Regions from separate parts of the Homo sapiens genome. Here all the other regions are linked to region 1. Evidence: chromatin contacts called from ENCODE Hi-C or POLR2A ChIA-PET data. All regions are on one chromosome and are shown on one strand. Each heading gives the region's core, a stretch centred on a gene start or an enhancer-like site at or near the end of the contact. The rest is flanking DNA. Distances are from core to core; before and after follow the strand shown.

Region 1 (7,775 bases), core at 2,660-5,159:
GTCTCTATCCTCTTCTTCCTCCTCCTTCAAACAACATTATTAAGAGACCTATATATCAGGTTTTTTAGATGCATCAAGGGTGTTAAATACTTTAAGACAAAGCAATGAAAGGTTGCTGGAGTTTTTCAGGAAAGTGTTTTAATGAAAAACTTTCCCACAAACATTGCTAAATCTGGAGATTTCCAAGAAATCAACAATATAGATTCCCTGCTGTCAAGGAAAACCATTCTCAAAGATAATCTCAGTACTTTAAGATCCTTTCATAGGAACACATTTGAGGACAATGTGAGGACAATTCTTTTCCTGAAATGTCCAGCTTCTGCTTCACTGTATCGAAAGTCTCTAATACAACTGGCGGACAGAAGGATTATCTTGAAACCAAATGTTCTTTATAAGCAAATCACTTGCAGAGAGTAAACAAAATGTTCTCAATCCAACATGAAGACTAAAATAAGGAAGGGAAGATTTGAATTGTGATTTTTCAGAAAATTACTAGAAGTTCAGCATACTGAATACCTCTTTTTTTCCCTGTGAATTCTTCCTATTCTGGTCTTCCATCCTTCAAGGTCTAGAATAAGTCTCACCAATTCACTGAAGCCTTCCCTAACCATTTCAGTCCAAAATGATTTCCTTTATTATCTATAACATTCATTTAGCAGATACAAAAATACTGTTTATTATTAATCTTCTATGTTCAAAAAGTTAACAGTAAAACAGGCTAGGTGTGGTGGCTCACGCCTGTAATCCCAGCACTTTGGGAGGCTGAAGCAGGTGGATGACCTTAGGTCGGCAGTTTGAGACCAGCCTGATCAACATGGAGAAACCCTGTCTCTACTAAAAATACAAAATTAGCCAGGCATGACGGTGCATGCCTGTAATCCCAGCTCCTCAGGAGGCTGAGGCAGGAGAATCGCTTGAACCCGAGAGGCAGAGGTTGCAGTGACCCAAGATGGCGCCATTGCACTCCAGCCCGGGCAACAAGAGTGAAACTCTGTCTCAAAAAAAAACAAAACGAAAACAAAAACAAAAAATTAATAGCAAAACAAAAATCTCACTATCCTAAACAACTATATGTACCATCTGATCTAATCTTTGCCCATTTTACACTCTTATTTCATGGTGTTACAATCATACATTACATATAATTTTGTGTTTTGCTTCTATCATGTTTCCATTAAGTTCTAAAGAGTTGATGAACAACTATTTAACTATTCTCTTCTTTGGACGTTTAGGTCATTTCCAGTTTTTCACTTACCTCTGCCTGGAATCTCTTGCATGGTCACTCTCTCACCTCAAATATCTTTACTCAAATGCTGCTTTCTCAGTGAGGTCTTTCCAACCATCCTATTGTAAACTGCAGCCTTTCTCTAACATTACCCTGCTTTACTTTGTTCCAAAGCACTTCTCTCCATCTAACATACTTACATATTTATTCAGTTTATTGTCTGTTTCTCCTCTAGCTTAAGTTCCAAGAAAGCGGAGATTTTTGTGTTTTCTTCCCTGATGCCTAGAACAGTACCTGACATTTGGTAAATGACTAATAAATATTTGGTGAATAAATGAATTGAGCATTCCTATGGACAATATTTTTCTTCAGGTGACTGTTTTCCTTAGACTAGATTTCCAAGGCTAGGAGTGCTATATTAGGGTGTAAAAACATTTTATGGCTCTTAATAGTGCCAAAAAGTTTTCTAAAAGGGATGTACTAATGCACAGTACTTTCAACAGTGTATAGGCTTACCAGACTCACCAGTTATCTTTTTAAGTTCTGTTACCCCAAATTAACTGCACATTCTTTAAGACCAAATAAGACTGTCTTCTACTTACACTTTGCACTTAAGAAATACCTATTGAATGAAAGTAAACAGGCCAGGCATGGTGGCTGACGCCTCTAATCCCATCATTTTGAGAGGCCAAGGCAGTCTGATCACTTGAGGCCAGAAGTTCAAGACCAGCCTGGCCAACATGGTGAAACCGTATCTCTATTAAAAATAAAAAATTAGCCAGGCATGGTGGTGCACACCTGTAATTCCAGCTACTCCGGAGGCTGAGGCAGAAGAATCATTTGAACCCGGGAGGCAGAGTTTGCAGTGAGCCAAGATCGCACCACTGCACTTCAGCCTGGACCACAGAGCAAGACTCCTTCTCAAAAAAGAAAAAGAAAAAGAAAAAAAAAGTAAACTAGTACAACCTTTATGGAAAACAGTATGGAGACTTCTCAAAGAACTAAAAATGGAACTACCATTCAATCCAGCAATCCCACTAATGGGTATAAGGGTAAGAAATCAGTATATCGGCCGGGCGTGGTGGCTCATGCCTGTAATCCCAGCACTTTGGGAGGCCGAGGTGGGCAGATCAGGAGGTCAGTAGATCAAGACCATCCTGGCTAAAACGGTGAAACCCCGTCTCTACTAAAAATACAAAAAATTAGCCGGGCGTGGTGACGGGCCCCTATAGTCCCAGCTACTCGGGAGGCTGAGGCAGGAGAATGGCGTGAATCCGGGAGGCGGAGCTTGCAGTGAGCCGAGATCGCGCCACTGCACTCCAGCCTGGGCGACACAGCGAGACTCCGTCTCAAAAAAAAAAAAGAAATCAGTATATCAAAAAGACCCCTGCATTGATATATTTATCACAGCAGAATTTACAGTAGCAAAGATACGGTATCAACCTAAGTGTTCATCAACGAAGGATTGGATAAAGAAAATGTAATATATAGACAGACATACACCACAGAATACTACTCAGCCATAAAAAAGAATGAAATCACGTCTTTTGCAGCAACATGGATAGAACTGGAGGCCATTATCCTCAGTGAAATAACTCAGAATGTCAAATACCGCATGTTCTCACTTATAAGTGAAAGCTAATCAATGGGTACACAGACATACAGAGTGGAATAATACACACTGGAGAATACAAAAGATGGGAAGGTGGAGGGGGCTGAGGGTTGAAAAACTACGTATTGGGTACAATGTTCACTATTTGAGTGATGGGGACACTAAGAGACCAGACCTCACCACGACGCGATATATGCATGTAAGAAATCTGCACTTGTACCCCCTAAATATACAAAAATTTTTTTAAGTCCCCTCCAAAAGATAAATACTTATTGAATGATTAAGCTACAGGAAAGGCGCCTTCTCTAAACACCTACAATAACTCGGAAAGCTTATTTACCCGACACATTAGAAAGATAATGCTTTCTTAAAAAAAAAAAGGGCTTATCTACCCACCTACCCCCACTTTCCGACACACACCTCTCGGCCTACGGATGAAATCCTGTGAAGAGAAATGTACGTGAAAGTGTACAAGTAAGGCCTCGTTGTTACTGAGGGTAAGAATCAGGATGAGAAGGACAAGATGTCATTGCCTTGCCTTGCCTCCCTAGACATACGAGACCCACGAAGTAGAGGGGCTCCACTGCAGGCCGCCCGGGCCTCTCAAACACCAGGGCTCTTCCCTTCGAAAACGATGGGGTGTCACTCCAACCACTCTTAAACTCGTATCTGACTGAGAGACTCTTGTTTAGGATGACTCCTGCCCTGGTCCAGCCACCACCTCAAAAAGACGCCCCCGGCTTTCCACAAAACCCGGCGCCAAGACAGAAGCCCCCGACCCTCCCAGGCCGCGTCCATTCGACCTGCCACGACCCCCACCCCAGAAAAGCCCGAGTGGAGAGGCTGTGGCTGCCAGCCTGTCCCGCTGTCCCGCTGTCCCGGACCCCCGCGGCGGCCACGGCTCACCACACGAACACTCTGCTTCCTATCACAATCCAGCGGCAGACGCACCTGGTCTGGCACCCCCACTACTCACTTCAGTCAGCCTGGCCCCACCTGGGCCACCCTTCACTTCGCTCCGCGCCTCACCCAACGGCAGAGCAGCGCCGCGCCCACAGCTCCGGTTTGAAAACCTTCACCAACCAATCACAGAGAAATTTATTCCTCCCGCGCCGTCCCTCTACGGTGTGACGTACGCGTCAGGGCCACGCGGAGGTGACGGGAACGGGAATGAGCATGCGCATTCTGACAAAGCGAAGCCAAAGGTGGCCATTTTGACTAATGTCAACGGTTTTTCGGTTTTTTTTGTTTTTTTTTGCGGTGCCCTTTCCGGAAGTCATTCAGGATGCCATATTGACTAAGGGCAAGTGGTACTTCCTGAATGCGAATTATTCTTGGTCTCACTGTCTGCGGGACTAGGGCCCTTGGAAACGATTAACTGAACAATGTCAGCTCTCACAGTAGAATCAGAAGAATACCAGGAGTTAGAACAGCAGTTAGTTTCAAGCACATTCACTGAGCTATATTATCCCTTCCATTGATGTATCCATTCAGACTTTTATTTGACACACATTGAATGAGCCCACATCATCACAAGCACTCCACTGGGAATCGGAAAAATAAAGATGGTATGGTCTCTACTGTCCAGTAGCTACGAATGGAGGCGATAGCTCTAGAAAACAAAAATAAATACAAAATGAAAATAAAATACTATAATTCCATTTAATAAACGTTATTTAGAACTTGGCATTGTGCTAGCACAGGAGCTTTCATGCTTTTTAAAAACTCTGGACCCACAGTGAGAAATACATTTTACGTTGCAACCGGGTAATGAAAACTCTGCTCATCCTTACTACATGCAAAGTACCCAGAACTCACTACTCAACAACGCATGGCTACCCGCAATTTGGAAAAATACTGGCTGGAGCATACAAGAAGCGCTGTGGTTTAAAGGAAAGATCACTTACTGTCACATTGGTCCTTAATTTAAAAAAAAAAAAAGAAAAGAAAGATCACAGATTTGGGGGAGGGAGATTAGGGAGATGTTGGTCAAGAGATATAAAATTTCAGTTAGAGGAAAATTTAGATCTATTGTACAACACAGTGACTGTAGTTAATAACAAAGTATAATGCATTTGAAAATTGCTAAGAGTAGATCTTAAATGCTCTCACCACACACCTCAATAAAGTATGTGAGGTAATGGATATATTAATTCGCTTGATTTAGTCATTCCACAGTGTATACATACATCAAAACATCACCATAAATATATAAAATTGTATTTTATCCAAAAATCACATCACAAATTTTGTAACCCGAAAATTTGACTCCACTTTTATTTTAGAGACAGGGTCTTACTCTGTCACGCAGGCTGGAGTGCAGTGGCACAATTATAGCTCACTGCAAATATGAACTCCTACACTCAAGGGATCCTCCCTCATACCTAGGACTACAGGCACATGATCAAGGTAATTCTTTTGCTTGTTTGTTTATCTTTTGTAGAGAAGGGTCTCACTATGTTGTCCAGGCTAGTCTTGAACTCCTGGCCTTAGGTGATCCTCCCACCTGAGCCTCCCAAAGCACTGGGATTACAGACAGTAGCACTCCACCTGGCCTTGAACAATAGCAGGCGTTCGGCTGACCCACCCATATTATCACTTTTTAATACTTCTGTACTTCACTTCCTCCAAGTATAATGTAGAAATAATAATCCCATCTCTATCTCACAGGTTTATTCCCAGATCGACTGAGACACAGTGTGGTACACTATCAAAGTTTATACTTGGTAAACTGCAATACAGATTATTATTAATATTATTAAGAAAGGGATGAAGAAAGAAAATATGAACTGTGCATTTGTTATCCCATTTAATCCTCCTAACAACCTTTCAAGGTCAGGAGCATTCATTGATTGCATTAGCCTGTGCCTGCTTAGATACCTATAATAAAATGAAATAAGTAGTAGGACAAAGACATGTATAAAGTACTTTAGGAGCACAGACAAGGAAGCAATTAATCCTATCTGGGGAGTGGGAGTGTTAAAAAAGCCTGCAGAGACTGATCTGAGCTGGGTCTTGTGTGAATAGGAATTTACAGGAGAGAAGGGAATGGAAAATTACTGGCAATAGGAAGATCATGTGACCTCTGAAGAATGAGGCAAGCATATATTTAATAAATACACAAGGCCAGGCACAGTGGCTCATGCCTGTAATCCCAGCACTTTGGGAAGCCGAGGCGGGTGGATCGTGAGGTCAGGAGTTCGAGACCAGCCTGGCCAACATAGTGAAACCGCATCTCTACTAAAAATACAAAAATTAGCCAGGCGTGGTGGCAGACGCCTGTAATCCCAGCTACTCGGGAGGCTGAGGCAAGAGAATCGCTTGAACCCGGGAGGCAGAGGTTGTGGTGAGCCGAGATCATGCCACTGCACTCCAGCCAGGGCAACAGGGCGTGACTCCATCTCAAATCAATCAATCAATCAATCAATCAATACACGAGAAAGCGTTTATGAAGGTTTAGGCTGTGAAGGAACATTTACCTCAACTTTCAGGTGATGTTGGGGGTTAAGTGAGTGTGATGCTTCTTGAGTAGCTTTGGCCTGAGAAGGAAAAGGAGAGACTGGCAAAGTAGGATGAGACCACACTAGGAACGGATTGGACTTGATCCTGTAACGGACTCAATGACAAGACAATGGGACTTGGACTGACTTGACTGATTTGTCTTTGGATAGAACATATGCTAACATGGCAAGCAGGATTGTCTGGAAAGGGAAAAATGTAAAGGTAGACTCTCTATTTAGGCCAGTGGCAGTGGGATGACAAGGAGGGGACAGGTGGGAAAGATATTTATGAAATCAATCAATGAAATGAAATGGACTTATTAAATGATTGGACCTCAGGGGTGAGGGAGAGAAGCAGGGGAGTGTAGAATGCCTCAGCTTTCTCTCTTTCCCTTACACCTCAATTACTGAGTGAAACTCCTAAGTACAGATCTCTTGTGTGTGCCCACTTTTCTCCTTCCCCCTGTCACTACCCTTGTCCAATCTGGTAGTCCAACCCCAGTGAAACTGTTTGCCCTCCCTTGCATTCTTTACTCCTCAAGTGATCTTTTAAAAATGCAATTATGGCTGGGCGAGGTGGCTTACGCCTGTAATCCCAGCCCTTTGGGAGGCCGAGGCCTGTGGATCTCTTGAGATCAGGAGTTCGAGACCAGCCTGGCCAACATGGTGAAAACCCGTCTCTACTAAAAATGCGAAAAAAATTAGCCAAGTGTGCTGGTGGATGCCTGTAATCCCAGCTACTTGGGAGGCTGAGGCAGGAGAATTGGTCGAACCTGGGAGGCACAGGTCGCGGTGAGCTGAGATCATGCCATTGCACCCCAGCCTGGGTGACAGAGAAAGACTCTGTCTCAAAAAAATAAAAATAAAAATGCAATTATGGCCGGGCACAGTGGCTCACACTTGTAATCTCAGCACTTTGGGAGGCCAGGGCAGGCAGATCACCTGAGGTCAGGAGTTCAAGACCAGCCTGGCCAACATGGTGAAACCCTGTCTCTACTAACAACACAAAAGTTAGGCCGGGCACAGTGGCTCATGCCTGTATTCCCAGCACTTTGGGAGGCCGAGGTGGGCAGATCACGAGGTCAAGAGATCGAGACCATCTTGGCCAACATGGTGAAACCCTGTCTCTACTAAAATACAAAAAATTAGCCAGGCGTGGCGGCGTGCGCCTGTAGTCCCAGCTACTCAGGAGGCTGAGGCAGGAGAATGGCTTGAACCTGGGAGGCAGAGGTTGCAGTGACCCGAGATCGCGCCACTGCACTCCAGCCTGGGCGACAAAGTGAGACTCCATCTCAAAAAAAAAAAAAAAAAAATTAGCTGGGCATGGTGGTCTGCACGCCTATAGTCCCAGCTACTCAGGAGGCTGAGGCAGAAAAATCACTTGAACCCGGCAGGCAGAGGTTGCAGTGAGCTGAGATCGCGCCACTGCACACCAGCC
Region 2 (7,775 bases), core at 19-2,518, 1.4 Mb after region 1:
TTCTTTCTTTCTTTCTTTCTTTTTTTTTTTTTTTTTTTTTTTGAGACAGAGTTTTGCTCTTATTGCCCAGGCTGGAATGCAATGGTGCGATCTCAGCTCACTGCAACCTCTGCTTCCCAGGTTCAAACAATTCTCCTGCCTCAGCCTCCCAAGTAGCTGGAATTACAGGCGCCTGCCACCATGCCCGGCTAACTTTTTGTATTTTTTGTGGAGATGGGGTTTTGCCATGTTGGCCAGGCTGGTCTCGAACTCCTGATCTCAGGTGATGCACCAGCCTCAGCCTCCCAAAGTGCTGGGATTACAGGCATGAGCCACCACATGTGGCCGGAACCAAAGCATATTTCAAACCCCTCACCTGACCTGGTTTTCATCATCACATGAATTTCCCTGTCTCATCCTTCTTAACCTTTCCTTTGATGGGAAGGGAGACAGCTCATCTGTCTGGAGCGGAGAATAGGGCCTGTGTGGTGCACACACATCTCTGGTAGAAGGCGCAAAAGTCCTCGAGGCTCTTTGGTGTGTCCAGAACTATGAACCTCACCCAGTGCCTGTAAATTGTGTGTGTGGGCCTGGGGGCGAGCTCAGAGCACAGAGTTAACATCCTTTCTGAGAGTGCTGCAATGGGTTGTCGGCTGCTAGAAGGGGTCTGCTGTAAGCTTTGTGGGCAAACTGACCACCCTCCACCCCCATACACAGAAGAGCCCCATCCTACCCTCTGCAGACGTCTGGGTCTGCGATGATTGGCCCTGGATGCAAGTAAAAGCTGTTTCTCCTTTTTGTCAGCCTGGGAATCTGAACAACTGAGGAAATAGGGAAGTCGGTGACAGTCACAGTCATGAACACCCAGCAGATTCCATTTCCCCACAGCAGGAGGCAGATCCCTTCCCACCCCCAAAAGCCCCCAGGCTCTGGAGGGAATTCAACCAAGCAGGGCTCAGACCGACCTCCACCAGCGAGGCTTCTCCTTGCTGTCCCCTTCTGCTCAGGCGCAACGTGGCAGGGCAGGAGGAAACCTCTCTGCAAGAGTTGCCGTACCAGAGCACATGGGGTGGCCCGATCTGGGGAGACGGGGCACAGAAGGAATGCAGGGCATGGGTGGGTGAGGGGAAGAGGGTGTGGAGCCCTGGCTCTGGCTTGTCCCCCTCTCACCCCTCCAAGTTCCAGAGGTCTGGGCTCCTCATTCATCTCGTAAGCGCCAAGGTGGAGGGGGGTCCTACCGAGGGAGGAGCTACAGGCCACCGCGACCAGCAGAGAGCGAAGGCAGGAGGGACCAGCCTGGCCCAGCCCCTTCATTTTACTGTCGGGGGTAGTGAGGAGGAAGAGGAAGAGGCGAAGGCTGGCGGAGGAGGAGGTGAGAGCGAGGACTCGGCAGAAGCGAGATCCGCCGAAGGGAAGTCCGAGCAGTCGGGGAGCTCAGGGGGGCCCTCCCGGGGAGAGGGTCGCGGGCTCCTTCTGCCGCTTACCTGTCGCGCCGAGGCAAAGCCGCAGCCGCGCCGCGGGGTGGCTCCCGGGTTTCCCCACCGGACGGCCGGGAGGGTGGGACCGGGGCGGGACCTCCCCCAGCTGCACTAACGCGCCCGCCCCGCCCCTCCCTGGCCAGGTGCAGCGGGTCCCGCCGTGTCCTCAGCCTGCTGCGGGCCCGGGAACTCCCGGCGGACCGGCAGAGGGGCGCCCCGGCTTCTCTGCGTCTCAGCCCGCCCCGGGGGTGCGGTCTTTGCGGCCAGGCTTTCAGCGCGGAAAAAGATTGGAGGGTCCTAGTCACCCCAAAGAGGACAGGCATTAGCAGAGCCGCGGGCGGCGGGTGCATGGAACCGGAATGTGCTGCGCGCCAGCCTGGAGCGCTCGGAGCCCGGAGGCCTGCCCCGGAGGGGGAAACGCGGCGGGGCGGCCATGGGCCCCGGGGTCCTGCCCCAGGTTTGCTTCTCATTTGTGCTCCATCCAACAAGAGCTCGTATTCCGTGTGCCATGAACTGTGTCAAGGGCTCCAAGTGCCAGGTATCAGGTGAATCCCAGCCCCAGCAAACTTTAAACCTACTATGATTATTCCGAATGTACCGGGGAGGCAGCTGCTCACACAGCAGAGGGTGTTTCTCAAAGTGGGATCCCCCACCAGCAGCGCCAGTCAGAATCACCTGAGAACTTATTAGAAATTTTGGCCGGGCGCGGTGGTTCATGCCTGTAATCCCAGTACTTTGGGAGGCCGAGGCGGGCGGATCACAAGGTTAGGAATTCGAGACCAGCCTGGCCAACATGGTGAAACCCCGTCTCTACTAAAAATACAAGAAATTAGCTGGGCGTAGTGGCGGGCGTCTGTAATCCCAGCTACTCGGGAGGCTGAGGCCGGAGAATCGCTTGAACTCGGGAGGGGGAGGTTGCAGTGAGCCGAGATCACGCCACTGCACTCCAGCCTGGCGACAGAGCGAGATTCCGTATCAAAAAAAAAAAAAAAGAAAAAAAGAAAAGAAAAGAAAAGAAATGGGCCCCACCGCAGACCTAAATATTCCGAAACTCGGGTTGGGCCCGGCGACTTGTGTTTTAAAAGCCCTCCGGGTGATTTTGTGCATGCTCGACCTTGAGAACCCTGAACAATTAGTGGCAGGGCTGGAATGAGAATCCTGGTAAACCCGCCTCCTAAGCCGGTGTTCGGAATTACCCCGCCAGGGCCCGTGCTGCTCAGTGGTCCTCTCCGGCGCTGCCTCGTGTGCTGCAATCTTTTGGGGCCTTAGCAACAGAGAAGGAGCGCGCATGACTCCAAATAGCCAATAATTTGAAAACTTTCTATGGTAGAAACTTCTACCACTAGTTCAGTTTCTCTTTTGTTTTGATATTTAAATAAATTTGTCTTTCTTTCTTTCTGTTTTCTTCCTCTTTCTGCTGCCCCGCCTCCCTCCTTTTTTCTTTTTTCTTTCTTTCTTACTCTCTCTGTCTCTCCTTTCTCTCTCTCTCTTTCCTTCTTTCTCTTTCTTTCCTTCTTTTTCTCTTTCTTTCTCTCTTTCTTTTCTTTTCTTGCTCTACTGCCCAGGCTGGAGTGCAGTGGAGCTATCACGGCTCACTGCAGCCTTGACCTCCGGGTCTCAAGCTGTTCTCCTGCTTCAGCCTCCACAGATGCATGCCACCATGCCCAGCTAACTTTTTTTTGTAGAGAGGGAGTTTCGCCATGTTGCCCAGGTTGGTTTCAAACTCCTGGGCTCAAGCCATCCTGTTGCCTCGGCCTCGCAAAGTGATGGGATTAGAGGCATGAGCCACCGAGTCCAGCCATGAATTTGTATTTCTAAGACCCTAAGACCTGGGAGCAGGAGCATGAGTGAGTAGATCCTAGCAAGAAGTTCTGACACGCACTGGGAAAGGCAGGGAAGCCAGCCGGGTGTTAACAGGTGAATGAAGAAAGTAATCTTTTTTTCTAACCTGAGACTCCAAGGTAGGTTTGATCTATTCAGAAGGTGAGATGTTCTTTGATGGAGTCAGGAGAGAAGGCCAGCAGAGTGTGGAGAAGAAGAGTTGCCCAGCTACACATGATCAGAGTGACGTGAAGGATGGACATTCTCCCAGGAGTAGAAAGGGGTTCATCTGCTCACTCTTGGCATGATGCCCGACTCCCCTAACTCTAAGCAGCCTTCCACCAACTCCCTTCCTTTCACATTCCAGGCCGTGGGCTTTAAGCTCCTAGAGAGACTTTCTACAGAGCTTCCTTGAGCATCCCTTAGCCCATCTGTAGACCCTCTGGACTCTGATTCCACCTCACTGCCCCAGCTGCTTCTATTCTTGTCATGTGCCTTACTTGACAGCTGTCTTTCTCAGAATGAGGGCACTTCCTGTGGAAGATTGTGGGATGCTGCCCCTCATGTCTCTCTTCTTGGGGCTGAACACTCCCTGTACAGGTCGGACCTACCGTCTTTGCTCTGTCCTTCCTCCACCTCTGCCCTTTGACCCTCAGGGGTTGTGTGATCCTGACGTGAGTCTTGCACCTTAGTCAGGACCCAACCTAACCTGAGGTGAATGGCCCCTATTCCTTCCCAGGACAGGGTCATGGCCATTACCCCCAGCCTGGTGCTCCTGAGAGGGCCGGGCCCAGCTTCCCAAGAAGTAGCAGCAGTCTGCGTTGTGTGTTTCGCATTCCGGAAGCAAATTACTCATCTGATTTTACTTCAGCTGACGCTGATTTTAAATGTGACTTGGAATCCTCAGAATAATTAGCTGCCTAATTTGGAGGTTCATGAGTCCGCAGGATGTGTGACCCACCCCTAATGTGTCATGCACTGAGCTGTTCTCTCCTAACAGGAAGGACGGTGCAGGCTTCCTCTCCACCAAGCCAGGAAGGTTTGCAGATGAGCCACCACAGAATAGTGACTGCAATTTCTGCCTCCGCTGGTACAGGCAACTTTCGAAAAATGGTTTTTTAGGCTGGGAGTGGTGGCTCATGCCTGTAATCCCAGCACTTTGGGAGGCTGAGGTGGGAGATCACTTGAAGCCGGGACTTTGAGTTCAGCCTGATACAGCGAGACCCTGTCTCTACAAAAAATAAAAATACAACAGGCACGGGGGCCCACTTGAGGGTGGAGGGTGGGAAGAGGGAGAAGATCAAAAACTACCTAGCGGGTATTATGCTTATTACCTGGATGACAAAATCATCTGTACACCAAACCCTCGCAACATGCAATTTACCCATGTAACAAACCTGGACATGTACTCCTGAACCTAAAAGTTTAAAAAACATATATGATAGTGAAAAAATGAAAATAAAATTAGCTGGGTGTGTTGGCATGTGCCTGTGGTCCCAGTTACTTCGGAGGCTCAGGTGGGAGGATTGCTTGAGCCTAGGAGTTAGAGGCTGCGGCGAGCTGTGACTGCAATGCTACATTCTAGTCTGGGCAACAGAGCAAGACCATGTCTCTGAAAAAAATAAATAAAAAAAAAACGGGTTTCTGTAAATGAAAAAGTTATACGTAAATGAAATGGAAAATAAAAATGAAAAAGTTATATATGCACATGGTAATAAGTCAGGCACTATGAAAATGTATACAGTGAAAGCTCCATTTCCCACCTCTCTAGACATTGTCTCTATCTCCAGAAACCTTGGGTCCAAGGTCCCGTGCATATTCCTGACTGAAAGTTCCCATAAGCGCTTCTGCAGGACATGTCTAGATTCTGTTAACTGCAAAGACCCAGGATGACCCCTTCTCAGGAAGTCCTATGAATTTCTTTTTTTTTTTTCTCACGATCTTATTTTTATTTCTTGGCTGTTTTAGATTCGGGTTTTGGGTGTTCTGAGTTTCACTTTTCACATGAGTGTGCATCAAGGGTGTTCCCCACCATAAGGCAGGAAACCTGGAGGGGAGCAGAACAGTGGAAGTGTGACAAAGGCAGCTCTGTGAGGCCGTTGACACCAGCCCTGGCCTTTATCTAGTCTCTTCCTTCCACACGGTCCCTGGTGAGGGGATACCCACCTCTGGTGGGGCAGAGTGAGGGAGACCTGCCCTTCAGGGGGAGGTGCTGGCTCCACTTAGCTAGGGGAGTGTGCAAGGGATGCCGTGAACTTGCCAAGGAGGTTAGTAGGGAGGCCAGCTGGTCAACCTCCCTCTGTCCTATCACTACCTCTCATCTCACCCACTCTCCTCTACCCTGAGGGAAACAACGGAGTCTCCCACTCCCTCCCTACCTCTTTGTTTCTTATCTGTGAAGTGCAGTTAATGATACCTGGGGTTGTTAATGAAGCTCAAGTGAGATAACACATGAAAGTGTGAGAGTTGGGTCTTCTAAATTACATCTGCTGCTCTACTTTCCTGCATATTCACATTTACTCCTCATCTCATTCCCATGCTCAGGAGAGAAACAGTTAAAGCGAGAAATATTTTAGGGAACCCAAGCAGAGCTGCTCCTAGTTCTGCCATAATCACTCATGCGCTACAATTCACCCATTTCTGTGTGCCTCAATTTCCTCATCTGTAAAATGGATATGTTATTTTTATGATTGGGTTGTAAGATTAAATAAGCAAAGTGCTTAACCCAGCATCTGGTACACAATAAGCAGTCAGTTGAAATTTGGATGTTAGCCATTATAATATTAGCTGTTTTTCTTCTTTCCTTCCTCCATTCCTCCCTTCAATAAAATGCTGTTAAAGTGCTCCATGTGTTAGCCTCTATGCTAGGTCAGGTGTGGAGATACAAGGATAATAAGTCATGTCTGTCTCATCCAGACACCCATAGTTTGTCAGGGGAGCCTGATGTAAAAATGACTATGAAGGAGCAGGGCTAGGACTAGGGTAAGGCAAGTGAGGGCACTTCTCTTGAGTGCAAAATTTATGGGGGCATCTAAAAACTCAGTAACCAAGATAAATAATACTTTAATGCAATATTTTAAAAAAATCAAAATTAATGCAAAAAATCAGTGATGGACAAAGTATCAAAAATTCAAAATAAAGAATCAGCTGGGCCTGGTGGCTCATGTCTGTAATCCCAGCACTTTGGGAGGCTGAGGCAAGAGGATCACTTGAGCGCAGGAGTTTAAGACCAGCCTGGGCAACATAGTGAGACCCCATCTTTATTTAAAAAAAAAAAAAAGACTAGTTTCCTTCTAAGCCATATTGAAGCCTAAGGAAAAAAGAAAAATATATACCCTCATACATATTTTTCTGTATTTTTTGAATGGTTATTTTTTCCTAGAGCATTAAAGTAGTTGAAAAAACATTTAAAACTTGAAACATAGGTGTATTAAAACTCACAGCATTACTTTAAATATTTTATTTGTTCCAAAATGGAATTTATTATGATTTTACTTCAGCCTTAGTTAATTTTTTTTTTTTTTTTTTTTTTGAGACGGAGTCTCATTCTGTCGCCCAGGCTGGAATGCAGTCGCACGATCTCAGCTCACTGCAACCTCCACCTTCCAGGTTCAAGCGATTCTCGTGCCTCAGCCTCCCGAGTAGCTGGGATTACAGGTGTGTGCCACCACACCCGGCTAATTTTTGTATTTTTAGTAGAGACGGGGTTTCACCATATTGGCCAGGCTGGTCTTGAACTCCTGACCTCGTGATCCGCCCACCTCGGCCTCCCAAAGTGCTGGGATTACAGGCGTGAGCCACCACGCCCGGTCTCAGCCTTAGTTAATTATAATTTATTTAAGATCATCACTTGGTCAAGGGAAACTGTCAAACGTGGCAATCTTACAATTCAAAATGAAATAAGCAAAACAGTTAGTTTTGAAAATATGACTAATGAGTTTGCTTGCCTTAAAGCCAGGAGCTTGTATTTTTCCTTTTGCCTCAAGCTCCAATTTGGCTTAGCATGGCATTGGATTGGGACGTGGACAAAGAACATAAAGAGAACAGAGAGGAGAATAAGAGACAGGGAGAAGGGTTGAAAGAGTCAGGTGGGATGGGGAATATATTATTTTTCCTAATGATCCAAATATCACATTTTCAATGTGCAAAATTTCAGATGCACAGAAAATCACAAAAAAAGAAGACAAGTTATCCATAATTATGTTACCTAGAGATAACCAATGTTGCTATTTTGGTATGATATAGTCTGCTCTTTTTCTATGCATATATGATTTATATGTACATATAAATTTCATCAATTCTAAGGTGCATTTTTAAAAATCTTTAACATATCTGAAATTGGTATGTATCTTAAATTGATGGTGTTATAACTTAGCAGTGTTGGATAATGCCTGTAATCCTAGCACTTTGGGAGGCTAAGACGGGAGGATTGCTTGTGTCCAGGAGTTTGAGACCAGCCTGGGCAACATAGTGAGACCCCTGTCTCTATAAAAAGTA
Region 3 (7,775 bases), core at 1,739-4,238, 1.3 Mb before region 1:
GGCTGCAATGAGCCATAATCAAATCACTGCATTCCACCATGGACAACAGGGCAAGACCCTGCCTGTCTCCCTACCCCAGCAAGAAAAAGAAAGCTATACCTAAATTCCACATGATTTCCCCTTTAATGTTACTCCTCCAACCCCAAAATGTTGACTTTAGATGTCTGATAATCTGTTTTTTGGGGTTTTTTTTGAAGACAGGGTCTCACTCTGATGCCCAGGCTGGAGTGAAGCGACTCAATCTTGGCTCACTGCATCCTCAACTCCCTGAGTTCAAGCAATCCTCTTGCCAGCTGCTGGAGTAGCTGAGACCACAGATGCATACCACAACACCCAGCTACTTGCTTTTTGTTTTTGTTTTTGATATTTTGTAGAAATGAGGTCTCATTATGTTGCCCAGGCTGGTTTTGAACTCCTGGGCTCAAGTGATCCTCCCATCTCAGTCTCTCAAAGTGCTGGGATTACAGTTGTGAGCCACTGCACCCGGCCTAATCTACTTCTTTAGAGAATCGACATGGATATACTAAATCCACTAGACAAGTAGACACTTAACAGGAAAACTGAAAAGCTGGATTCAGAACAGCAACACAGCACATAATGGAAGTGATCAACCCTAAATTCTAAAGTTCAAGTTACAGTTCAGTAGCAAAGACCAACCACAAATGGAATAGGTAGGTGGAATCAATCACAAAAGGATTATATCATATAAAAAAATTATACTTACATTTCCAGGGAACTGTGTGAAGGACTGAATCATGTAGAATCGATGCATGTATACTATAGCAGTGTTGATAGTCAATTGTGAGCTGAAGTGTTCAAGTTAAGATCCAAAAACAGGCAGGTATAATTCTGGAAAAGATAACCTCTATCTCCCTCCCAAAAGGATGAAATGGCCAAGCAAGTAGATACTACTAAATGAAAATCATACTTATCTCTCCAAATCAAAGAATATGTCTGTTTTCTTTCACCAAATTATTAATCGCCAACTGACACTTAGCACAATGCCTTACACATAACAAATATTTAATATAAATGTACTGAATGAATAAACAAACATCTCAGGATGTATGAATCTAGACAGATTTTTTTAAAAACTATATAAGGCGGCCAGGCGCGGTGGCTCACACTCTGTCGCCCACACTGGAGTGCGGTGGCACCATCTTGGCCCACTGAAACCTCTACCTCCCAAATTCAAGCGATTCTCCTGCCTCAGCTTCCCCAGTAGCTGAGATTACAGGCGCCCACCAACAGACCTGGCTACTTTTTGTATTTTTAGTAGAGACATGGTTTCACCATGTTGGCCAGGCTGGTCTTGAACTCCTGGCCTCAACTGATCGACCTGCCTTGGCCTCCGAAAGTGCTGGTATTACAGGCGCGAGCCACCGCGCCTGGCTGACAACCTTAATGACAACACACATACAAAAAGGAAAGCATTTTAAGGATGCACTGAAATAGAATTTCGAACAAAAAGATTTAACTCCATACTGACAGGATGCTTAGGAAACAAACCTGGACATCAGCAGGAAACAAACTGGCGATAAAACAGACACCCATTTTGAGATGAACACACCCTTAAGATACACACATTACTGTCAGCCACACATTTAAATAGAAGCTGCACCCAAGAAAATTTTCACACGCAGAGTGGAAAGAAATTTAAAACTATACTAGTTTTCTCCACCATAAAATAAGTGTATTTCCTAACAAACAAAAATATGTGGGAGAGGTTACCTCATTTTTTTTTTAATTTTTTTTTTCTGAGACGGAGTTTCACTATTGTTGCCCAAGCTGGAGTGCAGTGGCGCCATCTCGGCTAACTGCAACCTCCGCCTCCCGGGTTCAAGCGATTTTCCTGCGTCGGCCTCCTGACTAGCTGGGATTACAGCTGCCCGCCACTACGCCGGGGTAATTTTTTGTATTTTTAGTAGAGACAGGGGTTTAATCATGTTGGCCAGGCTGGTCTCGAACTCCTGACCTCAGGTGATCCACCCGCCTCGGCCTCCCAAAGTGCAGAGATTACAGGCGTGAGCCACCGCATCCAGCCGTTACCTCATTTTTGAAAATGAAATACATATCATCACTCTAAGTAAGTTAAGGACCCGGTATTTTGTAAACTATTTAAAACATTAGATTCGTGGGTATCCCCTACAAACGTAAACTAACATCTTTCCTCTGAAATTCTATAAAACAGTAGCTACTAACTGAGCATCTGAATGCAAAGCACTGTGCTGGACACAGAATCAAACACAAGAGGTATTATCCCATTTTATAGACAAGACGGCCAAAAATTTGAGAGGTCACTTAAACAGCTAGTAGATGAGGAATGGATTTTGGACCAAGGCTGAGGCATTAATTCTAGTCCACCCTTTATAACACTTTCAGGTACTGAATTTCTCGAAATTTACACACTAGGTTTGGGAGGCAGCCGTCAACAGAGAAACCTCTGCCAGACCTAGACCCCTAGGGCACAGCGGAAAATGAGAATCTTAACGTCACCAGAGCAGATCAGAACACAATGAAGACAGAGTTGGAAGGGCTGGTTAAAACACAAAGCCGGGAAGGATACGAATTCCCAGCAAGGCTGGCGGCACGGGTGAGCGAGCGGGAAATCAACTCTGCCTCGCTTCCCTAGCGCTAACTGAGTTTCAGCCCGCCCCATCGTGGGCTCTCCCAACTAGACATCCAGCTTCTGCCCACCTTCTTCCCCACTTTCGTCCCCCCCACAGAGCCTGAGACCCGGACGCCAGAGCATGGCGGGACCAACTCCAAGGCCGAAGGCCTAGGCCACAAGGATACACGTTAAGACGCTGCCCCATGTCCTGAAGCAGATTGGCCGCCTGCTGGCGATAAGAAAGTTCTTTATCTGGGTCCACGCCAAAACGACGGGATGGGCTATTTTCCAGCTGTTCTCGAGTGAAATACCACCGTTTGTTGTTGTTCTTCCTCTCTCCCTCCATAGTGCTTCAACCAGAAGGCAGCGGCGAAGGCTGCAGGCACTTCCCAGCGTCACCTAAGAGGCGACCCACATCCGCTGTGCGGGGGCAACTGCGACTTGACGAACTTCCGCTAAGCGTCGACCGCCGGGTTGTTACTTGCCTCCGTAGAGGAAGCAAAAGTCAAAGGACCTACTTCCGGAATGCACCTCGCTACACCCCGTAGCCGAGTTAACAGCCAATATGCGACCAGAAAAAACCTTGAGGCGAGGACGCAGGCGCGTCACGTGACCGTTGGGCGGTGGAGTGGGGTTAGAAGTTCTTTCTTAAAAACCGTGTATCTTCCCGCGAGAACCGGATTGAGCGTTGGCGCCCCGGGTCAGGCTGCGAGGCCGCAATTATAGTGGGATGGGGCGGCCGCCCACGCGCCGCTTGGCGGTTCTTACGAGAACTTTGTTTGTGACGGCAGTGGTGATGTAAAATGGGGCAGATGGGCCGGGCGCGGTGGTTCACGCCTGTAATCCCAGCACTTTGGGAGCCCGAAGCGGGCGGATCACGAGGTCAGGAGTTCGAGACCAGCCTGGCCAATATGGTGAAACCCCCGTCTCTACTAAAAATACAAAATTAGCCGGCGTGGTGTCGCGCGCCTGTAGTCCCAGCTACTCGGGAAGCTGAGGCAGGAGAATCGCTTGAACCCGGGAGGCGGAGATCGCAGTGAGCCGAGATCACGCCACTGCACCCCAGCCTCCAGCCTGGGTGAGAAAGCGAGACTCCGTCTCAAAAAAATAAAATAAGTAAAAATGTGGCAGATGAACTTGAAAGAGAAAGTAGGTGAGGCTGTCAGAAACTGAAAAACAGAATCAAATGGTGGGGCTCTTTCGTATATCGGAGCATAAAGCAACTAGAAGGCTGTTACATTGTTGGTAGCAATGTAAAATGCGACAACCCATTTGGAGAGGTCGCTTTAATGTGTAGCCAAAGGCATGAAAACATTCTCACGTTGTTCGCCAGTGATCCAACTTAAAGGAATAAAATGAAATTAATAACATTAATTAAGAGCTTACATGTCCCAGGCACAATACTGACTTAAATATACTGTTTCATTTATTCAGCACAACTCTAAGAGGTAATTTTTAAGTACGTTTGCGAATGGGTGAACTAAAACTGCCCCTTGAGTGTGGAAAGCCTCCACCACTACCCCTCACTTGCACAGATTAGCAAGTTCTTGCCCTCTGTCAAAATATTTCCCAGCTCCTTTGCCGGGCGCGGTGGCTCAAGCCTATAATCCCAGCACTTTGGGAGGCCAAGGCGGGTGGATCACCTGAAGTCGGGAGTTCGAGACCAGCCTGGCCAACATGGTGAAACCTCATCTCTACTGAAAATACAAAAATTAGCCAGGCGTGGTGGCGCACGCCTGTACTCCCAGCTACTCGGGAGGCTGAGGCAGGAGAATCATTTGAACCCGGGAGGCAGAAGTTGCAGTGGGCCGAAATCGCGCCACTGCACTCCAGCCTGGGCAACATTGCGAGACTCCTTCTCAAAAAAAAAAAAAAAAAAAAAGATACATCCCAGCTCCAGCCTCTGATAACTGTTTGGTGCTGGGCAAGATAGTTAACTTCTCTATGCCTCTTTTCTGTGATAATACCTATGTTTTAGATAGTGAAAGGGAGTAAAGATTTAATGAGTAAAAAGTATTTATAATAGTACCTAGTACTTAGAAAATATTCAGTAGCCCTTATTGTTATAATATTTGTTACATTGTATTGAAATTGAAGGCAAGAGCAATGCCTTCATTTTTGTATGGCACTTACCTAGTAAAGCCCTGGCCCTAGTAAATAGTCCATAAATCTTTGTCAGATAAATGTGCAAAACACCCACAATACAGAAACTGAGGCTTTGGGAGTTTGCCCTCACTACACCACTAATAAGTGTAGATCTTAAATCTAATTCCATTGATCTTTCCATTCACGCAAGCTGTATTCCTGCTTTTCTGGAACCATATTCAGTTTACCTTGATTAAATATGGGTAATTTTAGATAGATTTGGATAATATTAGAATCCTTCATCTTGCTTTGATAATATTTTGGGTTTTGTCATTTCTAGGCATGGGTGATCTTACTATGCTTGATTGTCATTCATTCTCAGAAGTATTTCTTTCCATTCAGGTCACCTCTGCCATATACTGCCTGTAGTTAGTATTAGCTCCATTTTACCCTGGAGAAATTGAGGTTCAGGAAGATTTAAATGACTTACTTCTAGTTATAAAGTAAAAGAACTTGGGATTTCAAATTTCTTCCCTCACAGACTCTTTACTATTAAGAGAATAAGCACTTACAAAATAGATTTTTTAGTAGAATAAGCACTTTTTCAGTTATGTAGTCATGTATGTTATCTTTTGAACAGCTGTGTTAGTCCATTTTCACGCTGCTGATAAAGACAAACCCAAGACTGGGCAATTTACAAAGGAAAGAAGTTTAATGGAGAACTCACAGTTCCACGTGGCTGGGGAAGCCTCACAATCATGGCGGAAGGCAAGGAGGAGCAAGTGACATCTTACATGGATGACAGCAGGCAAACAGAGAGCTTGTGCAGGCAAACTCCCATTTTTTTAAAACCATCAGATCTCATGAGACTCATTCACTATCATGAGAACAGCACAGGAAAGACCCACCCCCATAATTCAATCACCTCCCACCGGGTTCCTCCTACCATATGTGGAAATTGTGGGAGTTGCAATTCAAGATGAGATTTGGGTAGGGACACAGTGCCAAACCATATCATTCCGCCCCCAGCCCCTCCCAAATCTCATGTCCTCACATTTCAAAATACAGTCATGCCTTCCCCACAGTCCCCCAAAGTCTCAACTCATTTCAGCATTAACTCAGAAGTCCACAGTCCAAAGTCTCATCCGAGACAAGCAAGTTCCTTCCACCTATGAGCCTGTAAAATCAAAAGCAAGTTAGTTACTTCATAGATACAATGGTGGTACAGGCATTGGGTAAATACAACCATGCCAAATGGGAGAAATTGGCCAAAACAAAGGGGCTACAGGCCCCATGCAAGTCCGAAATCCAGCAGGGCAGTCGAATCTTAAAACTCCAAGATGATCCCCTTTGACTCCCTGTCTCACATCCAGGTCACACTGATCCAAGAGGTGGGTCCCCATGGTCTTGGGCATCTCTGCCCCTGTGGCTTTGAAGGGTACAGCCTCCCTCCTATCTCCCTTTCCAGGCTGGCATTGACTGTTTGTGGCTTTTCCAGGTAAATGGTGCAAGCTGTCAATGGAGCTACCATTCTGGGATCCGGAGGACCATGGCCCTCTTCTCACAGCTCCATGAGGCAGTGGCCCAGTAGGGATTCTGTGTGGGGGCTCCAACCCCACATTTCTCTTCCACACTGCCCTAGCAGAGATTCTCCATGAGTGCCCTGCCCCTGCAACAAACTTCTGCCTGGGCATCCAGATGTTTCCATACATCTTCTGAAATCTAGGCGGAGGTTCCCAAAGCCCAATTCCTGACTTCTGTGCACTCACAGGCTCAACACCATGTGGAAGCTGCCAAGGCTTGGGGCTTGCACCTCTGAAATCACAGCCCAAGCTCTGTGTTGGCCACTTTCAGCCATGGCTGGAGTGGCTGGGATGCAGGGCACCAACTCCCTAGGTGGCACACAGCACACATGGGGACCTTGGGCCTGGCCCACGAAGCCATTTTCTCCTAGACCTCTGGGCCTGTGATGGGAGGGGCTGCCATGAAGGCCTCTGACATGCCCTGGAGACATTTTCCCCATTGTCTTGGGTATTAACATTCAGCTTCTCTTTAGTTATGCAGATTTCCTCAGAAAATGGGTTTTTCTTTTCTATCACGTCAGGCTGCAAATTTTTCAAACATTTATGTTCTGCTTCCCTTATAAAACTGAATGCTTTTAACAGCACCCAAGTCACCTCTTGAATGCTTTGCTGGTTAGAAATTTCTTCGGCCAGACACCCTAAATCATCTCTCTCAAGTTCAAAATTCCACAAATCTCTAGGATGGGCAAAATGCTGCCAGTCTGTTTGCTAAAATATAACAAGAGTCACCTTTGCTCCAGTTCCCGACAAGTTCCTCATATCCATCTGATACCACCTCAGCCTGGACCTTATTGTCTATATCACTATCAGGCTTTTGGTCAAAGCCATTCAACAAGTCTCTAGGAAGTTTGAAAATTTCCCACATTTTCCTCTCTTCTTCTGAGCCCTCTAAACTGTTTCAACTTCTGCCTGTTACCCAGTTCCAAAGTCACTTCCACATTTTTGGGTATCTTTTCATCAACACCCCACTCCTGGTACCAATTTACTGTATTAGTCCATTTTCACACTGCTGATAAAGACACACCCAAGACTGGGCAATTTACAAAGGAAAGAGGTTTAATGGAGAACTCACAATTCCACATGGCTGAAGGCAAGGAGGAGCAAGTCACATTTTAAGTGGATGGTGGCAGGCAAAGAGAGAGCTTGTGCAGGCAAACTCCCATTTTTTAAAAACAATCAGATCTCGTGAGACTCATTAACTATCATGATAACAGTGCAGGAAAGACTTGCCCCATAATTCGATCACCTCCCACCAGTTTCCTCCCACGACATGTGGGAATTGTGGGAGTTACAATTCAAGATGAGATTTGGGTGGGGACATAGAACCAAACCATATCAATAGCCAAGATCATTTATTCCAGATTCCTGTTGTCTAATTTTCTGACCTGTGCTTGGTTCTCCACTTAATCTCTTGGATTAATGACTCCATATTGAGTCTGCTATCTTGGTTAAGTATGCCACTCTTTAGGGCATACATTAACCTTTAGATACATTAC
Region 4 (7,775 bases), core at 3,846-6,345, 1.2 Mb after region 1:
TGTCATTATGTTGCCCAGGCTGGTCTCGAACTCCTGGCCTCAAGTGATCCTCCTGCCTTGGCCTCTCAAAGTGCTCGGATTATAGGTTCAAATATTTTTAAACGTCTAAAAAGTATATAGTAAAAAGTCACTTCCACCTTTGTCTCACATCCTCCACTCCCTCTCCCCCTTATGTAACCACTTTTATAGGTATTTTGTGTATCCTTCCAGAATTTCTTTACTCAAATTCTGATGAATATTCTTGGTTTCCCTGCTCTTTGACATAAAAAGTATCATATTGGCCAGGTGCGGTGGCTCACGCCTGTAATCCCAGCACTTTGGGAGGGCGAGGCGGGTGGATCTCTCGAGGCCAGGAGTTCGAGACCAGCCTGGCCAACATGGCAAAACCCCGCCTGTACTGGAAATACAAAAACTAGCCAGGCATGGTGGTGCACACCTGTAATCCCAGCTACTTGGGAGGCTCAGGCACAAGAATTACTTGAACCTGGGAGGCAGAGGTTGCAGTGAACCGAGATCACGCCACTGCATTCCAGCCTGCGTGACAAGAGTGCAACTCTGTCTCAAAATAAAATAAAAAATAAAATAAATAAAATGTATCACACTAAGTATATGGTTTTGAATCTTTCCCTTTTTTATTTAAAGAACACCTTGGAGTACTTTCTCATTCTCTGTTGCAGCCACATAGTATTTTATTGTATGGATGTATCAAGATTTATTTTTTCTGTTTCCTATTGATAGAAATATGGGTTATTTCTAATCTTTTGCTGTTACAGAAAAGCTGCAATGAATAGCCTTATACATACGTTTCTCGTGAGTGCAAATATATCTGTAGAATCACTCCCATTAGTGGGAATGGTATGTTTGCAAGTTTGATGGATATTGCCAAATTAACCTTATAGGATTTGTACCAATTTTCACCCCCATCACCAACAAATTAGAATGCCTGCTTATCCACAGCCCTGCAAATAATGTTAGCAAATGTTTGGATTTTCGCCAATCTGATAATGATATCGGTGGGGTTTAATCTGCCTTCTGATTACGACCCAGGCTGAACATCATTTCATGTGTTAGGGAGTCATTTGTTTTTCCTTTTCTGTGAACTGTCTGTCTGTAAATGTCATTTGCCATTTTTTTCTAATGGTTGATCATATTCTTACTGATGTCTAAGAGTTCTTTACATGCAGGAAGATTAGCTCTTTGTGATGTAAATTACAAATATATTTTTCCAATTTGTCATTTGACTATATGGAGTTTTGACTTTGTAGAAATTTTGTCCTGACATTAGTCCTGGAACTAGTCCAGTTGTTTCTGCTTCCTGGATATTTCTGGAATCCCCCCATTTCTCTCTACTGTACTGCCTCTTCCCTAGGCCAGTCTGCCATCATCACACCTAAATGACTAAATTTGATTCTAAATGGTATCTCAGACATACGTCCACTCTTGCCCTTTCTTTAACCTATTCTATATTCTTTAGCAACCAGAGGGATTTTTCCTTTTCTTTTCTTTATTTTTTTGAGATAGCCTCTATCACCGAGGCTGGCAGAGTACAGTGGTGTGACCACGACTCACTGCAGCCTCGACCTCCCGGGCTCAAGCAGTCCTCCTATCTCAACCCCTCGAGTAGCTGGGATCACAGGTGCGTGCCTCTATGCCTGGATACTTTTTTAGAAATTTCTTGCCGAGATGGGGTTTCACCACGTTGCACAGGCTGGTCTTGAACTCTTGGGCTCAAAGAATCCTCCTGCCTTGGACTCCCAAATTGTTGGGAATGCAGGCATGAGCCACTGTGCCTGGCCCAGAAGCATTTTTCTAAAAGAAAAACACAAGCCAGGAGCAGTGGATCACGCCTGTAATCCCAAGTTTGGGAGGCCGAGGCAGGAGGATTGCTTGAGGCCAGGAGTTCTAGACTACTCTAGGCAACAAAGTGAGACTCTGTCTCTATAAAAAATTTAAAATTAGCCAGGCATGGTGGCAAGCACCCACTGTCCCAGCTACTCGGGAGGCTGAGGTGAGAGGATGAACTGAGACCAGGAGTTCAACGTTGCCGTGAGCTGTGACTGCACCACTGCACTCCAGCTTGGGTGACAGAGCAAGACCCTGTCCCAATCAATCAATCAATCAAACAAAAACAAGATCATATCACTTTCCTGCTTAACATTCTTCAGTGGCTAACTAGTGCCCTTAACATAGAATCCAGTATCTTCATGTGGGATCTTACATGGGCTCTAAGGCGTCCCTGCAAGGTCTGGCTCACAGTTCTTCAGCGTCAATTTTTTTTTTTTTTTTTTTGAGACAGAATCTTGCTCTGTCACCCAGGCTGGAGTGCAATGGCACGATCGCGGCTCACTGCAACCTCCGCCTCCCAGGTTCATGCAATTCTCCTGCCTCAGCCTCCCAAGTAGCTGGGATTACAGGCACGCACCACCATGCCCAGCTAATTTTTGTGTTTTTAGTAGAGACGAGGTTTCCCCATGTTGGCCAGGCTGGTCTCGAACTCCTGACCTCAAGTCATTTGCCCGCCTTGGCCTCCCAAAGTGCTGGGATTACAGGCATGAGCCACCGCACCCGGATCTTCAGGGTCATCTTTTATCAGTCCCCTTACCAGTATGCTCTGGCTACACTGAACTCTTTCATGCCCTCCCCCTCTATAAGCCTTCTCACCTCTAGGCCTTTGCATAAGCAGTTCCCTCTTCCAGGAACCCTCTTCACTTGCTTAACCTGCTCTCACCCTTCAGATTTCATCTCAGACATCACTTGCATCAGGAAACCTTCCCTGACTACATCAGAATAGAGTAGGTGCCTCACCTATGTGTTCTCCTCACACTCCATGCTGTCTTTATGTCAGCACTAATCATATTATGTGTTCACTTTTCTGTCTCTCCCATTAGGTAGACCATAAATTCCATGAGAGTATGGACTATGCCTGTCTCTTCATTATTATTTCCCTAGTGCCTGTCACAGGGCCTGGCACATAATAGGTGCTCAAAAAATATTTGTTAAATTAATGTAAGAAAGAATGTTTGATAAATGACCAAATAAACATCTTCATCTCATTGGGGAATCTACGAGAATGAAGAAAATGCCAAAGTTTGATCCTGTTCAAGAAAGTAGCTAATTACTACTACTTTTTTTTGTAGAGATGAAGTCTCACTATGCTGCCTAGGCTGGTTCTGAACTCCTGGCTCAAGCGATCCTCCTGCCTAGGCTGCCCAAAGTGTTGGGATTACAGGTGTGAGCTGTTGCACCCAGCCACCATTTACTTCTTAATTCCACCTGCCAGAGAAAGCACTGGCCTGCAACTCTTTCATTTTTGTTAGTAATCTCATTTGGCTCTGCCCTGGTTTTCCCAATGCCCAGGTCCCACTGTGACAAGCAAAATACCCAACAACCTGTAAAGTAGGCCTGACCAATCTGAGGGCAGTTTACATGAGCAGGAGGTAGGCCCAGGAGAGTTCCTGGGTCCTAAGAGTTAACCCTTTAATCATTGGACAATGGAGGTGGCAAGATCGCTTGAGGCTGGAAATTCAAGACCAGCCTGGCCAACACAGGGAGACCCCATCTCTGTATTAAAAAATGAATAGCACGTGCCTGTAATCCCAGCTAGTCGGGAGGCTGAGGCAGGAGAATCGCTTAGAACCCTGGAGGCGGAGGTTGCAGTGAGCTGAGATTGCGCCACTGCACTCCAGCCTGGCGACAGACCAAGCCTCTGTCTCAAAAATAAATAAATAAATAAATAAATAAATAAATAAATAAATAAATAAATAAAAATAAGGCTCGGCGCAGTGGCTTATGCCTGTAATCCCAGAACCTTGGGAGGCCGAGGCAGGTGGATCACCTGAGGTCAGGAGTTCGAGACCAGCCTGGCCAACATGGTGAAACCCCGTCTCTACTAAAAAATACAAAATTTGCCGGTCGTGGTGGCGGGCACCTGTAATCCCAGCTATTCGGGAGGCTGAGGCAGGAGAATTGCTTGAACCCAGGAGGCGGAGGTTGCAGTGAACCGAGATCATGCCACTGCACTCCAGCCTGGGCGACAGAGCAAGACTCCATCTCAAAAAAAAAAAAAAAAAAAAAAAGAAAAGAAAAAATTAAAACTTTTTTTAGAAAGAAAGAAAACCAGCCTGGCCAACATAGTGAAACCCCGTCTCTACTAAAAATACAAAAATTAGCCAGGAATGGTGGCGCACGCCTGTAGGCCCAGCTACTCAGGAAGCTGAGGCAGGAGAATTGCCTGAACCCGGGAGGTGGAGGCTGTGGTGAGATCGCCCCACTGCACTCTAGCCTGGGCAAGCGAGCAAGACTCCGTCTCAAAAAAAAAAGAAAAAGAAAAGAAAACACTTAATCGCTGCCCTAAAGGATGCCATCTTTGCCCTTAAGGATAATTAGGTTAGAAAGAGAAGCCATACATAGAGAAAAATAGAGGTACCATACAGGTCACCTGCAACAGGTGCTAAAAAAAGGAAAGGGCCACAAACACTCCATGGGTAGTGCAGTTATGTCAGTTTCAGTGCCAGGTGTTGCGTACAGCACGGAAAACATAACCCCTTCCTGTACGTGAGAAAGGCAACGACTGTCCTGGGGAAGACAGGGCAGCGAAGATTCCAGTGCAGGTCTCATTCAGGAAAGGATACATGTGAGCTGGAGTGGCAAAATAAATTTTAACAGAGCTGAAGCTTAAGTTGGGCTTGGTGGGGAGGGACGCATGATAAACTAAGGTGTGGGGAGCCGATTTCAGGCAGTGCGACAAATTTGCAGAAATCTAAGCCCCTCGTGGAAGGTTGCCAAGGTGAGGTGACCTTGAGTGAATGCGTGTAGGTGGAAAAAGGTTCCGGGGAATGCTTGCATCGTTCTGCATCCGAGCGTCCAACAGAGAAAAGATCCTGTTTCCAGACAATACCTGCATTTGGTTTTTCTCCAGCTGAGGGACACCGGTAGGGGGGGGGAGGACAGAAACGAGCAGGGGGTGGGGCCAAGGCGAGTGGGCGGGACCGCGCGGACCCTCCCGCGGCCGACTGGAGGCCCGGAGCAGGGGCGGAGTTTCCGGCGGCAGCGCCACTCGGGCGTCGGGTGACGCTAGGCGGACGGACCATCATGTGACACGGAAGTAGCTCCGAACAGGAAGAGGACGAAAAAAATAACCGTCCGCGACGCCGAGACAAACCGGACCCGCAACCACCATGAACAGCAAAGGCAAGGACCGAGGGTGGCAGAGGCCGTCGGGGGGAGTACTGCTGGCCCAGAGCGAGCGGATTCGGAGCCCAGGGTCACCAAACGCCAGGTTTGGGGTGGGCTGCGCCATGCTCCTTGGCCGGCTGCAGTCCAGGGCGCTGCGCCTGACGCCTTCGTCATACCCAAATTACGGCAGCTTGCTGCCTCCAGGCCCTTTCCTCCGTAAACTCTGTGGCGCAGTTTGGAGCTGCGGGCTCGGGTGGTGGGGGGGCTTGACATGATGGGCATCCGCAGGAGCAAATAGAGCGCTAGCGCAGGCATTCGCGTAGGCCAATGGAGAGCCGGCGGAGGCGGGGCGCCGCGCTCCGGAACCCCCAGCGGGGCCGAACTTAACTACTGAATTGCTGGAGTTGGTTCGTGGGCCGGGGCCTGTGAGGTCTCTTTTCCTTCCCTTCGCACCCCCTCGCCCTTCGCTGACGGGATCAGAACTTCTCCCCTTTTCTGTGGTTGTACCAGTGTGTCTGTCGGAACATGATTCCCATAACGCAGGAATAGGTTGAGGGGGTAAAAAAGGAATAGAAAAAAAAAAAAAAAAAAGGCCGAGCGAGGTTGCTCACGCCTGTAATCCCAGCAGTTTGGGAGGTCGAGGCGGGCGGATCACCTGAGGTCAAGAGTTCGAGACCAGCCTGGCCAACGTGGTGAAACCCCGTCTCTATTAAAAAATACAAAAATCAGCTGGGCGTGGTGGCGGGCGCCTGTAATCCCAGCTACTCGGGAGGCTGGGGTAGGAGAATTGCTTGAACCCAGGAGACGGAGGTTGCAGTGAGCCGAGATCGCGCCACTGCACTCCAGCCTGGGCAAAAGAGCGAGACTCCGTCTCAGAACAAACAAAAAACCAAACCTGATCCCCCGCTTTTCCAGTGAGGATATTCCTCCTCACCCCTCAGCCCTGCACCCTTTTCCCAGTCTCACGGTTCACTTCCATCATTCACACCCTTTGTTTGGAAGTCGACCTTGAATAGTAATCTGTAAGGAAAATCAGAACTGCTGTTACCCACGAAGTCTGGGCTGGTTGTAGACAGGCTGTGGAGACTACCTAGAGCAGAGGCACCCTTGATAAGCCAGAACAGCAGCAGGCCAGAACCCCAGACCTGTCCTGCATTCCGGAGGGAACTTGGGCCCAGGTAGACTTAACCCCTTACTTCGGTATGTTAGTAGGAGCAGTGAGCAGTGCCTTTCTTGTCTCGTTAGAATCCAGCACCTTCCATTTTAAGGGTGCAAAGACAATGCATATTTTCTTAGTTCCAGGAATCAGGCCCTCTGGGGCAGACTATTTGCAAATCCCCTTCTGCTTGCTCCCACTAAGTTAGCTACCCGATATGACCTGCCTCATTTTGGTAGCTCTGTGTAGTAGGCAACCTTCATTTTTTTCTTGTCTTTCAGGTCAATATCCAACACAGCCAACCTACCCTGTGCAGCCTCCTGGGAATCCAGTATACCCTCAGACCTTGCATCTTCCTCAGGCTCCACCCTATACCGATGCTCCACCTGCCTACTCAGAGGTGCTTCCAGTTTGCCAGATTTGAACTAGCTGGGAATACTCTTAGGGTGGTCCTTTAGTCCTTAGCTAAATCTGACTTCACATATTTACTCTTCACAAATGCTAACATGAATAATCTAAAACACTATATAATTTGGCAATTTTTGTCGGAGTTGAAAGTGCATTATTTGATGATTTTGTGTTATTTGGCACAGGCTAAGGTGCAGAAGATGAATTTGCGTTCTGTGAGCCCAACATTAGCTATAGCAGAAAGTGATCCAGGAGAATATTGAAGGCCAGTGGAAAGGCAACTTGTATAATCTTACAAAAAGTATAACCTGCATAAGGAGAATTAAGAATTAGCTCATTAAAGAGATCTCAAATAGGAATGTCATAAAGTAACATTTTGCCTTCTCTTCTGCCTCTTCTAGCTCTATCGTCCGAGCTTTGTGCACCCAGGGGCTGCCACAGTCCCCACCATGTCAGCCGCATTTCCTGGAGCCTCTCTGTATCTTCCCATGGCCCAGTCTGTGGCTGTTGGGCCTTTAGGTTCCACAATCCCCATGGCTTATTATCCAGTCGGTCCCATCTATCCACCTGGCTCCACAGTGCTGGTGGAAGGAGGGTATGATGCAGGTGCCAGATTTGGAGCTGGGGCTACTGCTGGCAACATTCCTGTGAGTATGACCTCATCAGAAGAAACTCAGCCCTTGTGTATTTTAACTTTCTGAAATGACTTCATATTCATTCTCTTACCATTTCTGGATGATAGTTGCCAGTGTTGGTACAACTACTGACATCCAATACTCAGGCAGAAAGTGTTTGAGGGGGCAGAACTGTGGCAAGTGAGTAGCATCTCACTGGGGGCTGAGTTAACCAGATTCTTTTGTTTTCATGTCTGTCGAGTCCTGCTTGCTGCTTTTCCAGTTCATTGTGGTACACTGAACTGGTCTAGTAATGCTCCTTATTCATTCCATAAGCATTTACCATTTACTTAATATTTGCCATCAGCATGGTGTTGCACTAGGAACCCTGATAATTAAAAAAGTAGAATGTATAATCCCTA

What was found. Hi-C counts contacts between places; a loop is a spot of excess contacts on that map. ChIA-PET counts read pairs that join two places held with the same protein, here RNA polymerase II (POLR2A). Pooled maps may share reads with other maps.
Region 2: a pooled map shows a loop between it and region 1 (5-fold over the local background). The contact joins the promoter of GALNT6 here to the promoter of RACGAP1 in region 1. A Hi-C loop is called at or near these places in 3 of 50 pooled maps. POLR2A ChIA-PET finds 5 or more read pairs at or near these places in 2 of 52 experiments (BJ and T-cell).
Region 3: a loop to region 1 is called in a map of CD8-positive, alpha-beta T cell, with 16 times the contacts of the local background. The contact joins the promoter of CCNT1 here to the promoter of RACGAP1 in region 1. A Hi-C loop is called at or near these places in 3 of 168 maps with a recorded cell type or tissue (CD4-positive, alpha-beta T cell, CD4-positive, alpha-beta memory T cell and CD8-positive, alpha-beta T cell) and 7 of 50 pooled maps.
Region 4: a loop to region 1 is called in a pooled map, with 13 times the contacts of the local background. The contact joins the promoter of DAZAP2 here to the promoter of RACGAP1 in region 1. A Hi-C loop is called at or near these places in 1 of 37 single-sample maps with no recorded cell type and 7 of 50 pooled maps. POLR2A ChIA-PET finds 5 or more read pairs at or near these places in 1 of 52 experiments (activated T-cell).

Annotation. Positions count from the first base shown.
Region 1 is chr12:50,021,585-50,029,359 of GRCh38, forward strand. RACGAP1 (Rac GTPase activating protein 1) reads right to left here and starts at 3,910. Exons shown (of 17, transcript NM_001319999.2): 1 at 3,814-3,910. RefSeq lists enhancers at 3,773-3,862, 5,722-6,016.
Region 2 is chr12:51,390,138-51,397,912 of GRCh38, forward strand. GALNT6 (polypeptide N-acetylgalactosaminyltransferase 6) reads right to left here and starts at 1,269. Exons shown (of 12, transcript NM_007210.4): 1 at 1,150-1,269; 2 at 713-800. It also overlaps a transcript of SLC4A8 not described here. RefSeq lists enhancers at 446-1,031, 1,032-1,616, 3,660-3,749 and a silencer at 1,302-1,841.
Region 3 is chr12:48,713,719-48,721,493 of GRCh38, forward strand. It overlaps CCNT1 (cyclin T1), which reads right to left and starts at 2,989. Exons shown (of 9, transcript NM_001240.4): 1 at 2,797-2,989; 2 at 725-806. The coding sequence starts at 2,957. RefSeq lists enhancers at 2,754-3,033, 3,104-4,104, 3,504-3,743.
Region 4 is chr12:51,233,731-51,241,505 of GRCh38, forward strand. It overlaps DAZAP2 (DAZ associated protein 2), which reads left to right and starts at 5,096. Exons shown (of 4, transcript NM_014764.4): 1 at 5,096-5,190; 2 at 6,613-6,731; 3 at 7,141-7,386. The coding sequence starts at 5,178. RefSeq lists enhancers at 4,146-4,783, 4,875-5,169, 5,093-5,342, 6,059-6,695 and a silencer at 4,893-5,002.